Regions from separate parts of the Homo sapiens genome. Here regions 2 and 3 are each linked to region 1. The links are chromatin contacts, found by Hi-C or POLR2A ChIA-PET in ENCODE. All regions are on one chromosome and are shown on one strand. Each heading gives the region's core, a stretch centred on a gene start or an enhancer-like site at or near the end of the contact. The rest is flanking DNA. Distances are from core to core; before and after follow the strand shown.

Region 1 (4,248 bases), core at 589-3,088:
AAGGGGTACTTGAATTGAATTGACACAGGAAGAGTGTGTACAGGGTTATGAGTGTAGGCAGATGGTTACTTTGGTCATATCTCCATTTGCCACCTGATTACACATGAGAATGGCATCTTTACTCACCAGAAAGCCTGTATTATAGGAGGTGTAGGAGGCATTCTTGGACTTGAGACAAGAACATTGTTGTGTAGAAATTTCATTGACTGTGTTAAAATTATTCTCCATGGGCTGGAGAACACATAACATGGCCTTTAGAATGAGATGGGCATTGATTGGATGCAAGGTGTCCACACTTACTAGCCGTGTGACATTGGACAAAGTGCTTCATCATTCTGAGACTCAGTTTTTAAAGGAAAAACAACTAACTACCTTGCAAGCTTGCTAGCAGGTTTAAGTGTAATAATGTGTGGGAATGACTGCACCATGACTAACACGTAGTGACGGCTTAATTAATGTTAACCCTTATCATTATCATGTAAGAATGTGAGTTGCATAAGAGAGGAATCCTGTCAGTTCGTTCTCTGCTGTGTCCCCAAGACCATGAATCATGGCTGGCACGTAGTAGGCTTTTAATAATATTTGTTCAACAAGTATTTGGCAGTCTTGGAGGGCAGAAAAGGAGGTGGGGAAGATTTTTAAATAACATTTTTTAAAAAGTCACATTGTCCTACAATATCGATTTTTCTTGCATATTTAGGAAATTGAGGGTTTTTTCCTAAAACATGCGGACATATGGGAAATATGATCCAACATTTGCACTAATGTTTCAGACACAGTTAGAGGTTTCCAAGAGATTTTGTGCTGGGGAGGCTGCTTGCTACAAGCTCCCAAAGCTCTGGGAGGACATAGTATTCATTCCTCCCTCAGCAGAAGCGGTGAGGCAAGAAGCTCTGGGGAGCACCCAGCCTTGGACTTTTAGCATAGTGTGTCAGGTCTTCATAGTTTGGGCCCAGGGCACAGAGAAGTCACAGCTCTCTGGCATCCTGTGACCTTTACCCTCTTTGCCAAGGGAAAATGTGGCCCACCAAAGCAAGAAACTTGAGGGCATGGGTCACCCCAGCCCTGGCATCTGCCCAGAGCCCGAGAAGGAAGGAACAATGATCCTCCAGCTACCTCACAGGGCTGGCACAGGTGACCACTGCCCTGGCATCACCCAGCTGTGTCCGGCAGCCTGAACCCCATCTGTGGGGATGCGAGGAGGAAAATACAAAAGTCCTTAGGTGAGCACTGAGAAGGCAGATGCAGCAGAAACCACCAGGCCGGAACTACCCAGTCTTGGACCTATGGTGGAGACAGAGCATAGCTGGCGATCATGTGTACTTACACTCTAAGGTCACCTGGTTGCACTATGGCCTCATCTGTGGCTCTGAAAATGAAGATTTGGAAGGAGATCATCACAGCTAATGTTTAAGAAGCCCCTCCTGTGTGCCAAATCATTCACCCGTCACCACAACCGAATGAGCTAAGGATTCTCATTATATATAGTTTATGGAGAGGGAAGTGCAGACATAAAGAGGTGAATTATCTTACCCAGATCACACAGCTGATAAGTGGTGGAGGCAGAATAGAATCTAAACAGTGTAGAATCTAAACAGAATAGAATCTAAACATGCATTGATTTGACAAGTGTTTATTGAGCACCTGCCATGAACAAGGCCTTGTGTGATTAAATAGGGTTATAATTAGTAATATAAAAATGAGAAATCACTAATGCTTTTTAGACTTAACATTTTCTTTTTTGTAGGTTTCAGGCACAGAACTGTATATCCAATAATAGTGAAATGGATCCCACTAATTATGACAGAAATGATGATACATTTAAATGACTTGGATGTTTTATAGGTATGATCTCATGAAACCTTGAGAGAAACTGAATGACGAATGAAACTATTGTTCCTGTTTCACACAGAAGAAAACTGAGGTTAAAAGGGGTAAAGTAATTTTGCATGGCATGAAGTAGAAATTCAAAGTACAGGAATTTGAACTTGGTTCTGTCCTTTTCTGAAGCCCCTATGCTCTTGACCACTATAGACTCAAACATCACCTTGTTTTTCCACTCATTCAACAAACTTTTTTTCTTAATTGTCTAATAGGTTGGCACTCATCATGAGCCCCTGTTCTCATTCTGCAAATGGTGAAGCTCTCTATTGTCCTGACCCCACAGTTCCTGTCCCATGACCAGGGCCAGCTCACCAAGGAGCTGCAGCAGCATGTAAAGTCAGTGACATGCCCATGCGAGTACCTGAGGAAGGTGAGTGAGTGCAGACAAGATGGGGCCTGGTGCCCTTGAGCAGTTCCCGGGTCTCAGCTGCCACACATCTCATAGCGGGTGATGCTGGGGGAAGCTTACGCAGTCACAGTACTGGCTTCTTCCTCTTTTTCTTTCCATACAAGTGGCTTAGGGATGGGGTAAAGTAGTTGACTTATTTGGATGAAAACCACTATCTTCTGTCAGAAACTCAAAAGGAATCATTGCTGGCATGGTAACCTAAAGAAAAACAACCAGACAAGTGCCCAACGACACTTAAAAAGTTTATTTATTATCTTGCCAAGTTTAGGCTGGGCATGGTGACTCATGCCTGTAATCCCAGCATTTTGGGAGGCTGAGGCTGGTGGATCACCTGAGGCCAGGACTTCAAGACCAGCCTGACCAATATGGCAAAACCTCGTCCCTACTAAAAATACAAAAATTAGCCGGGCATGGTGGTGTGAGCCTGTAGTCCCAGCTACTCAGGAGGCTGAGACAGGAGAATTGCTTAGATTCAGGAGGTGGAGGTTTTAGTGGGCCAAGATCACGCCATTGCACTCCAGACTGTGCGACAGAGCGAGACTCTGTCAAAAAAAAAAAAAAAAATTATCCTGCAAAATTTGAAAAGGAAATTCAAATCAACAGCTTCTAAACTACTTTTTAACATGACTCATAATAAGAAATACATTCTATAGTACATATATATGTTCTATAATTTTGAATAAAAGAATTAACCACATCACATTTATTTTACAACATGTAATACATATTTTTTATTCTCCTTCATTTGTTTTGAATGCTCTGTGCAGTCTACAAAAAGTCCAATAGTAATAATTAAATTAGTCATTAAGTTGAACATTATCTTGTCTTTTAAAATAATAATCTCAAAAATGATCTTTTATTTTTGAGATTTATATAGATACACACACACACACACAGACACACACACAGACACACACACACACACATATATATATATTTTTTTTTTTTTTTTTTTGAGACAGAGTTTCACTCTGTCCCCCAGGCTGGAGTGCAATGGCACAATCTTGGCTCACTGCAACCTCCGTCTCCCGGGTTCAAGCAATTCCTCTGCCTCAGCCTCTGAGTAGCTGGGACTACAGGTGTGCACCATCATGCCCAGCTAATTTTTGTATTCTTAGTAGAGATGGGGTTTCACCATATTGGCCAGGCTCGTGTCAACTCCTGACCTCGTGATCTGCCCACCGTGGCCTCCCAAAGTGCTGGGACTATAGGTGTGAGCCGCTACACCCCGTCCAAGATAAAATTATTTTAACAATATACTATGAAGAGAAAAACACTGGCTATGAAAGAATATGCATAGTTTTACCCTGTTTAAAAATAAAGATTGAAAGAATACATATGCAAATAAGTTTACTTTTATTTTTGGTAACACTTTACTGCATTGTCTGAATATTGACAATCAGTATGCATCATGAAGCTACATGGCTAACATTGTGTACTCACTGTGTGTGCCAGGCCCTGGGTTCAATGCTCTACATGCACTTATATTTCATTTAATTCTCTCTGCAACCTGAGATGGTATAGCCACCTCATTTTACAGAGTTGAAACTGAGGCTCAGAGACTGAAAGTTAAGCCTGAGGTTACAGTCAATAAGAGGCAGAGCTGGAACTGAAACCTATGTGTGTCTGACCACCAGTTCATGTTCTGACGGCAGGCTAGTCTGCATCACAGAGTGTGGGGTAGATGGTGCATGCCTGCTAGGATGGGCTAGGTATCACTGTAGGTAAGAAACAGCCCCAAACGATGGAAATGTACAAAATGTACACCACTGAAGGCTCTTTTCCTGCCCATGCTGCACATCCTCCATGGCTCTCCTGTGCCCTGTGCCCCACATGCCCTCATCCTGCCACGAGAATAAAGGAGCAGCCTCCATATAGGAGCTGTCAGTTGCTCCAAGAGATGAAGGAGAGAGTGGCCAGTCTCAATGGCTCCCAACTCTTTTGCCTCGAGGTGA
Region 2 (4,248 bases), core at 661-3,160, 84 kb before region 1:
CATGTGGACAACACTCTAAAACACTTTTTAAAAAGTTAATAAATACATGTTTATTGTAGAAAAATCAGAAATTAACGATAAAATTTTAAAACAGGGCAGAGACCAAAATAATTTAAAAAACAACTGTAAGCTCTACATCTCTCCTGATCAGTGACTAGGGTTGATTTTTTAAATTTATTTTATTTATTTATTTTTTGAGACAGAGTCTTGCTCTGTTGCCCAGACTGGAGTGCAGTGGCGCAATCTTGGCTCACTGCAACCTCCGCCTCCTGGGTTCAAGTGGTTCTTTCCTGCTTCAGCCTCCAGAGTAGCTGGGACTACAGGTGCGTGCCACCATGCCCAGCTAATTTTTGTATTTTTAGTAGAGACATGGTTTCATCATATTGGCTAGGCTGGTCTCAAACTCCTGACCTCGTGATCTGCCCACCTCGGCCTCCCAAAGTGCTGGGATTACAGGCGTGAGTCACCACGCCTGGCCTAGCTAGGGCTGATATTTAACAATCAGGAAAAAGAGCCCCTGAGACCTTTACAAATGCAAAATTTGCAAAATCCCTCAAAGCATAACCTTCATAAAAGGCAGTAAGTAGAACTGCAGCTGGGTGGATGGGCATGTCATTCACTGACCTGACGCCCACAGAAAGAACTGCAAGTGTGATGGAAGAAAATGATGCATTAATTTTGGGGTTAACATAGTTTCAGTGCTAACGCCTGAGATTCTCTAATAAACAGAAAAATACTGACGGGGCTGAGGTTGGTGGCTCATGCCTGTAATCCCAGCACTTTGGGAGGCTGAGGCAGGAGGATCGCTTGAGCCCAGGAACTCAAGACCAGCCTATGCAACATAGCAAGACCCCCATCTCTACCAAAAAAAATTTAAAAATCAGCAGAATGTGCTGGTGTGTGCTTGTAGTCCTAGCTACTCAGGAGCCCTGATGGCACCACTGCACTCCAACCTGGACAACAGAGCGAGACCCTGTCTCAAAGAGAAAAAAAAAGAAACATGTGATGGCCAGGCACTGTGCTAGGTACTAGGAATACACAGGTGAACACAAGATGATCCCAATCTCATAGGACTTGCAAGTTTATCAAATAATCAACAAATAATTACAGACATTTGTAGGTTATGTAAGAAACTTTAAGATACCAGGATGGCTTTCGATAAAATACCATTGAGGCTACATGTCCATTGCACGTCCATATCCTTAGTACTTTCCTGAGAAGATTCCCTAGAAGTGCGATTTCTGGGTCTAAAGATCTGCTTGTTTTTTGTTTGTTTGTTTTTTTGAGATGGAGTTTCCCTCTTGTCACCCAGGCTGGAGTGCAATGGTACAATCTCCAGTCACTACAACCTCCGCCTCCTGAATTCAAGCGATTCTCCAGCCTCAGCCTCCCCAGTACCTGGGATTACAGGCACCCGCCACCACGCCCGGCTGATTTTTGTATTTTTTAGTAGAGACGGGGTTTCACCATGTTGGCCGGGTTGGTTTCAAACTCCTGAACTCAGGTGATCCGCCCGCCTTAGCGTCCCAGTGTTGGGATTACAGGCGTGAGCCACCGCGCCCGGCCTGTTTTTAATTAATTTTTTAACAACAGACTTTTATTTTTTAGGGCATTTTTAGGTTCACAACAAAATTGAGCAGAAAGTACAGTTTTCATATTACCCCTGCGCCCACCCACCTCCAGCAAGCAGCAATCTGTTCGCTTTCAAGTTTTATTTATTTATTTATTTATTGCATTTTGTTTTAAATAGAGTCTGGGGAAATGGGAGAAAACGCTGAAAACGCACAAGCACTTTGGTTGGTTAAATTAGGGTTCCGCCAAGAGCCGGAGCGGTGTGCCAAGTGAAAACTACATTTCCCACGGGGCAGCGGGTCACGTCACAGAGGAACGACTACGCATGCGTGCAAGGTCCTCCGCGCGCGACTACGCTCATAAAAGGAAAAAAAAGCGTGTGCGGTTCTCGACGTGCCGCCAATCTTCGAACGCAGGTCTGTGATCATCCGCAGACTCCGAAAAAGGGTTCGAGGAACGCGCCTGCTCCCCTCGTCGCAGTTTCCAGCCCGACGAGCTTGTTTTGTCCCGGACTCGGTAGGTGGCGACGGGCCGTGGCCTGAGACCTCCGGCGAAACGCGGGAGCGAAGGGCTGAGTCCTCCCTCCGCGCCGCGGCTCCCGACCTCCCTGAGGCGGCGCTCTAGGGGCGGTGCGCACGCGCTCTGGGCGGGAGGGGGGCGGGGCTCGTGGGGGTGGGGGCGGGAGAGGAGGGCGGGGCCGGGGCTCGGGGAGGGCGGGCCCTGCGCCCGGCCGCTCGAGGTCTGCGCTTGCGTGCTTCCATCCCCGGCGAGGGTGGGAAACAGCGACACGCTGGGCTCGGCACGGACGCAGCTTCCAGGTGGGGTACTCGGACCCGGGTCACGAAGATGCGGACAGAGGATGGGCCCCGAACTCCAGCACTTATTTTATGATTTGCACAAAAATTTTGTATATATATATAGTTCTTAACAAGATACACTAACAGCTCGTCGTTTGCCCAGGAGGCTCAACCTCCCGCCTCGGCCTCCCAAAGTGTGGGGAGTATAGGCGTGAGCCCCCGCGCCCGGCCAAAAAATGCCCGTCTTAAGAACAACAAAACAGCCTCCTTCACCCTCGCTATCCTCCAGTTACCTCCTCCTCGGCTCCGGTTTGCAGCCAAAGGCCTTAGTCTACCCTCACTAATGCCTTTTCTCCTCCAAGTCTTGAACCCTTGAGCCTCTAGTCAGGCTTTGGTCTCCACCACTCCACTAAAAAGGCTTCTTGTCAAAGCCACCAGTGATCTCTAGGTGGCCAAATGCATTGTTAAGTTAGGTCTCAGTCCTGTTCAGCATTTGATGCTGTGGATCACTGCCCCTCCTTGAAACACTGTTTTCATTTGGCTTGCTGAACGTTCTCTTCCTTTGCCTCTGCTCTCTCTGGCTTCTCCTCTGCTGATTCTAACCTAGGCATCATCTCACATTTTTGTTTTTATTAGAGACACGTTCTCTGTTGCTCAGACTGGAGAACAGTGGTGTTATTACAGCTCACTGCAGCCTCAAACTCTTGGGCTTAAGCAGTCCTCCTAACCAAAGCCTCCCCAAATGCTGGAATTACAGGCATGAGCCACCGCAATCCCAGTTTCACATTTTAAATGTAAATACTGGCCAGGCGCGGTGGCTCATGCGTGTAATCCTAGCACTTTGGGAGGCCGAGGTGGGCAGACTGCCTGAGCTCAGGGGTTTGAGACCAGCCCGAGCAACGTGGTGAAATCCAGTCTCTTCTAAAAAAAAAAAAAAAAATTAAAAAATTAGCCGGGCGTGGTGGTGCACGCCTGTAATCCCAGCTACTTGGGAGGCTGAGGCACAATAATCACTTAAACCCAGGAGGTGGATGCTGCAGTGAGCCAAGATCGTGCCACTGCACTCTAGCCTGGGTGACAGAGCAAGACCCTGTCTCAAAAAAGAGTTCTAGAGGTGGAAGAAAATCCACATATAAGTGGACCTGCACAATTAAAACCTGCATTGTTTGAGGGTCAACTGTATAGCTATTTTAAAAGAGATTTATTGTGATGGATTGGGTGACACTATTATAGAGGCTGAGAAGTCCCGAGATTTGCCATCTGCAAGCTGGAAGCCCAGGAAAGCAAACCCTCAGGAAACTCACAGACACACTCTAAAGTGTTTCACCAGCTATCTGGGAATCCCCTAGCCCAATCAGTTTGACACATAAAGTTAACCATCACATTTCCCTAGCTTTGTTTTTCAGTTGCCTCAATCATCATTTTACTGGTGATACTTTGAGTGTTGTCATAATAGCCTAATGGTGGGTTGGCAGCTTCCACTTTTGTGATCTCTTTTACTATTGAATATGCTGAAGTCGTGACACAACTTGGAATTCAGAGGAAGAGCATAGGTTTTAGAACTTGCAGCCTTGCAGCCCCAGCTCAACTACCTATTTTTCCTGAGTTACCTAGCATAACCTATCTGAATTTCAGTTTCTTCACTATACTTACTATTCTGTTATCTATTTTATAGGATTGCTGTAAGGTTTAAATGAGAAACACTGGCATAAGTTGCAATACAGAGGCATGAAGGAAAAAAATTGTCTTCTTAATGTCTCTTTAACCAATTGATGAATATAGATTCTATTTATTTATTTATTTATTTTTGAGATGGAGTCTCGCTCTGTCACCCAGGCCGGAGTATAGTGGTGCAATGTCAACTCACTGCAACCTCTGC
Region 3 (4,248 bases), core at 459-2,958, 65 kb before region 1:
CTGGGCTGGGGATCGATTTGGGAGTCAGTACCATGTGGTTCATAGTTGACGCGGTAGCTTGCAGAAGCCAAGGAAAGCCTACGCTTTCAAAAAAAGTTTGGAAGAGTCAATGTAAGGAAATCCAAAGTGGACCTAACTGTGGAGATGGGGGTCAGGGAAGGAGAGAGCTGGGGTGTGAAGTAGTGAAAATTAGAAAAGTGCCTGCTAAGTCCCTGACGCTACTAATGAGTGGTGATTGATTGATGAAAGCAGAGATTTCCGTTCTTGCCTGAGAGCTTCTAGTCTGTTGGGGAAGAAAAGATACACCAATAGCAGCTGGCTAGAAGGCCAGTTTCTTCTTTTTTTATTTTTATTTTTATTTTTTGAGACGGAGTCTCGCACTGTTGCCCGGACTGGAGTGCAGTGGCACAATCTCGGCTCACTGCAAGCTCTGCCTCCCGGGTTCACGCCATTCTGCCTCAGCCTCCCGAGTAGCTGGGACCACAGGCACCCACCACCACGCCCGGCTAATTTTTAGTATTTTTAGTGGAGATGGGGTTTCACTGTGTTAGCCAGGATTGTCTCAATCTCCTGACCTTGTGATCCACCTGCCTCAGCCTCCCTAAGTGCTGGGATTACAGGCGTGAGCCACTGCGCCCGGCCCTTTTGTATTTTTCTTGAGACGGAGCTCTTGTTGCCCAGGCTGGAGTGCAGTGGCACGATCTCGGCTCACTGCAACATCCGCCTGCTGGGTTCAAGCAGCTCTCCTGCCTCAGCCTCCGAGTAGCTGGGATTACAGGCACCGGCCACCACGCCTGGCTAACTTTTGTATTTTCAGTAGATACAGGGTTTCACCATGTTGGCCAGGCTGGTCTCAAACTCCTGACCTCAGGTAATCCGCCTGCCTCGGCTTCCCAAAGTGCTGGTATTACAGGCGTGAGCCACTGCGCCCGGTAGAAGGCCAGTTTCTAAAGGCGTGTTGCAGAGTCCATGTCAGTTCTAGGAAGAATCAAGCAAGAGAAAAGTGTGCTTCTTTAGGACTGGTCAGGCAAGCGCAGCCTTGAGCCAGAAGGGAAAGGGCTTTGCAGGTAGGAGTGGGCAGGCAGCAAGATCGTGTGTCTGAGACAGTGTAGAGGGAACAGGCCAGAAGGAATGTCAGCTGAGCCGGGGAGGTGTCGCTGGGTATGATCCAGTGCTAGAGCCTGTCTCTCGCTGCGCCTGCCTCCTCTCACACAGCCCCCTCTTCTGTCCCTGGCTTCTCAGCATGAAACTCCCCCCAGCCACGTGTTCACATTCCTCCGTGTCACTTTCCTCCATTCAGCACCCCCCATACCCCTTCTTGCTCGCTGGCCTCCCAGCTGTACTCCCAGACAGAGTAACCTACATTTGCTTCCTGCATTTGCCTCCCCCTCCTGTGTGTTGGCTTCTGTCTCTTCCACGGAAAATGTTTTCCCCAAGGTCCTCAGTGACTTCCTCAGCTTTGGGAGACCCCTCTGAGTCCTCTTCTGTGGCATTTGGTGCTGTTTATCATCCCTTCTGTGACTTTCTTTTGACGGATGTACAGATTGGGAGATGGCACTACACAGCTGGGAAGTGGGGGTGAGGACCTGGGGGGGTGTAAGAGATAGCCAGGCTCCAGCCCAGAGGAGGAGCTGGAGGTGGGTGGCCGGCGAACTGCCAGGAGGGAGGCCCTGAAGCCAGAGGAGAAGGGAGTAGCATCATGTCAAGATCAGTAGGCCACATCGGAAGCAGCAGAGAGGGCCCTCACGCTTCCCCTGCAGGGGCTGTTGACTCTCTTGATGAGAGACTGATGAGGACAGAGCTAGAGAAGTGGGTTGGAAAGTGAAGTGGGGACAAGGAAGCAGCACCGGATCCCTGCACAATTTAGGGAAGAAGTTTTGCCGTGAAGAGGAACAGAGGTGGGGGCCTCTAAAGGGGTTTGGAAGCTCTTTTGTGTTTTTTCAGGATGAACTCTCCTCAATCATGCTTGTTCACTGGTAGAGGAGAAAGGATTCGCTGACAGTCGGAGGGGAGATGGAGTTCAGAACACAAATGAAGACTGTTTTTCCCTCTTTAGGGTGAAGGCAGAGGTGACAGGCATTGCTATACAGAGCTTGTAGTTTTGATGGTGGGCATAAAGTCTCTGGCTTCCCTTCCGAGTGAAGTAGGAACCTCAGATATCAGCTAATAGGACCCAGGCCTGGGTCTGAGGGCAGTATCAAGGATATTGAGGAGAGAGGAGGTTTGAAGTGTGCTAAGGGAAGGCTAACCAGATGACTTGGCCACGTGGTTGCAGCACCTCTCGCTGTTTGTGACAGTGCTGTGTAAAGTAAAACCCCCTGTCCAGTGGTGGGGCTGTTAATAGGGCTCAGGTGCGGGCATGTGCAAGGCGGGCCATTGGTTTTGTTACGGGTGGAAGGTATCTGAGTTACCAGCAGCAAATCTGTACGGGTTTGCAGCAATCTCACTTCTTGCCTGTTAAGAATTCGACTTGGGCACAAGGCAGGAAAAGACCGAGGCAAGTTTCAGAGCAGGAGTGGAAGTTCATTAAGAAGCTTTGGAACAGGAAAGAAAGGAGAAGTACACTTGAAGGAGACCCACGTGGGTGCTGAGGTCCAGTGCGGTGTTTAACCTTGATCCTAGGACATTCTAGGACCAAGGCTGGCCCTTTTCCCATGATTCTTCCCTCACGGCGAGCTGCCCGCATGCACAGTGTGCTCCTTACCCTTGGGAGGTGGGCACATACACAGTGTGTAGGAAGTTGTACGGATGCCCATCTGAGGCTTTCTTCACTGTTCTGGTGATGTGCCCTGGGAGGCCATGCTCTGCCATTTGGTCTCTTAATGTGCATGCTCAGGAAGGTGCGTCTCCTTGGTGTCTGCATTCAATTAACACTTCAGTGCATCAAGTGTGGACCGTCAGGAAATGGCCTCTCCCTGGCACCTAGTGGGTGGGGGAGAGCCCTCTCCTGCCCTGCTCCTGCCTGTCCAACTCCCTATAACAGTTTCAGCCAGGATTCCTGCTTTAGCAGGAGAGAATAACCCTTTCTATGCCAAGCCACACCTTCCCTGATCTGGCCACTGAGCTTGCATCTTCTGTCCACACCTTCACTTTCTTTGTTATGGCTCACTGGGGTTCTTTCCTTTTTCCTCACTTAGCAGATAGTCTCTAGCCTCATCAGTTCCCAAGACTTTAGCAACAGCCTGCATGCTGATCATGCTCAGATTTATCCACTTCCAATCTGTGATCTAAACTCCACTTTTATTCTTTTGTGTGGTTTTAACTAATGCAACTAGGGAGACTAAAGCAACTTCATCCTGTATTCTAATTCACCGTGTTCACTTCTGATTAATTCCAGTTCTGGAAAGGACTCCAAGATTTCCAGTTTGTCTATTGTTCCTTGTGTAAGAGTACATACTTACCATAAATCCTGCCATGGGGTCACACCATCTTGATGTTATCATACTTCAGTTGTCCAGTGCATCCCTTCTGAACCACCCTTTCCCTATGGTATACAAGCCCTGGGGGTACTGGCACCAGGATCCACCATCTGGCTTCACCACCACCTGAGACACAGATGTAGCTTCTGTTCCTAGGTCTCTAAATGTTTCTAAGGGGATATGTTCTTCTCTATATGACAATGCATTGTGTAAAGCTGTGGTGGTAAAAACAGTGTCGTACATGTGGGACAACACAGATCAATATCACAAGCAGCTAAAAGAAAAAGAAATTGGTCTTCATAAAAATTAAAAACATGTGCTTCCAAGGACACAACTCAAGACAACTGGCTGGACACGGTGGCTCACACCTATAAGCCCAGCACTTTGGGAGGCCAAGGCGGGTGGATCACTTGAGGTTGAGAGTTTGAGACCAGCCTGGTCAACATGGTGAAACCCTGTCTCTACTAAAAGAAATACAAAAATTAGCTGGGCTTTGTGGTGCGTGCCTTGTAATCCCAGCTACTCAGGAGGCTGAGGCAGGAAAATTGCTTGAAGCCGGGAGGCAGAGGTTGCAGTGAGCTGAGATTGAGTCACTGCACTCCAGCTTGGGTGGCAGAGTGAGACTCCGTCTCAAAACAAACAAGCAAACAAAAAAGACAAATAACCAAACTTTAAAATGGTAATATATACAGATGGCCAACAGCATATGAAAAGATACTCAATGCCATTAACCGTTAGGGACACACAAATCAAAACCACAATGAGACTCTACTTCAGACTCACTAGGATGGCTGTAATCAAAAAGAGAGAGGCCAGGCATGGTGGCTCA

What was found. Hi-C counts contacts between places; a loop is a spot of excess contacts on that map. ChIA-PET counts read pairs that join two places held with the same protein, here RNA polymerase II (POLR2A). Pooled maps may share reads with other maps.
Region 2: a loop to region 1 is called in a pooled map, with 7 times the contacts of the local background. The contact joins the promoter of SGF29 here to the promoter of NPIPB8 in region 1. A Hi-C loop is called at or near these places in 2 of 50 pooled maps.
Region 3: a map of endothelial cell of umbilical vein shows a loop between it and region 1 (5-fold over the local background). The contact joins the enhancer-like site here to the promoter of NPIPB8 in region 1. A Hi-C loop is called at or near these places in 3 of 168 maps with a recorded cell type or tissue (CD4-positive, alpha-beta T cell, GM23248 and endothelial cell of umbilical vein), 1 of 37 single-sample maps with no recorded cell type and 1 of 50 pooled maps. POLR2A ChIA-PET finds 5 or more read pairs at or near these places in 4 of 52 experiments (OCI-LY7, RWPE1, activated naive CD4-positive, alpha-beta T cell and 1 more).

Annotation. Positions count from the first base shown.
Region 1 is chr16:28,636,227-28,640,474 of GRCh38, forward strand. It overlaps NPIPB8 (nuclear pore complex interacting protein family member B8), which reads left to right and starts at 1,839. Exons shown (of 8, transcript NM_001310136.2): 1 at 1,839-1,924; 2 at 2,097-2,254. The coding sequence starts at 2,135.
Region 2 is chr16:28,552,010-28,556,257 of GRCh38, forward strand. SGF29 (SAGA complex associated factor 29) reads left to right here and starts at 1,911. Exons shown (of 10, transcript NM_138414.3): 1 at 1,911-2,088. RefSeq lists an enhancer at 1,880-2,199 and a silencer at 2,220-2,339.
Region 3 is chr16:28,571,634-28,575,881 of GRCh38, forward strand. The region is part of intron 1 of SGF29 (SAGA complex associated factor 29); the gene reads left to right. Among named protein-coding and RNA genes, the nearest start is that of SGF29, 20 kb to the left of the region's middle. Within about 2 kb of position 1,709, at least 7 of the 41 ENCODE cell types and tissues checked have a DNase peak (open chromatin) inside an H3K27ac peak, as active enhancers do.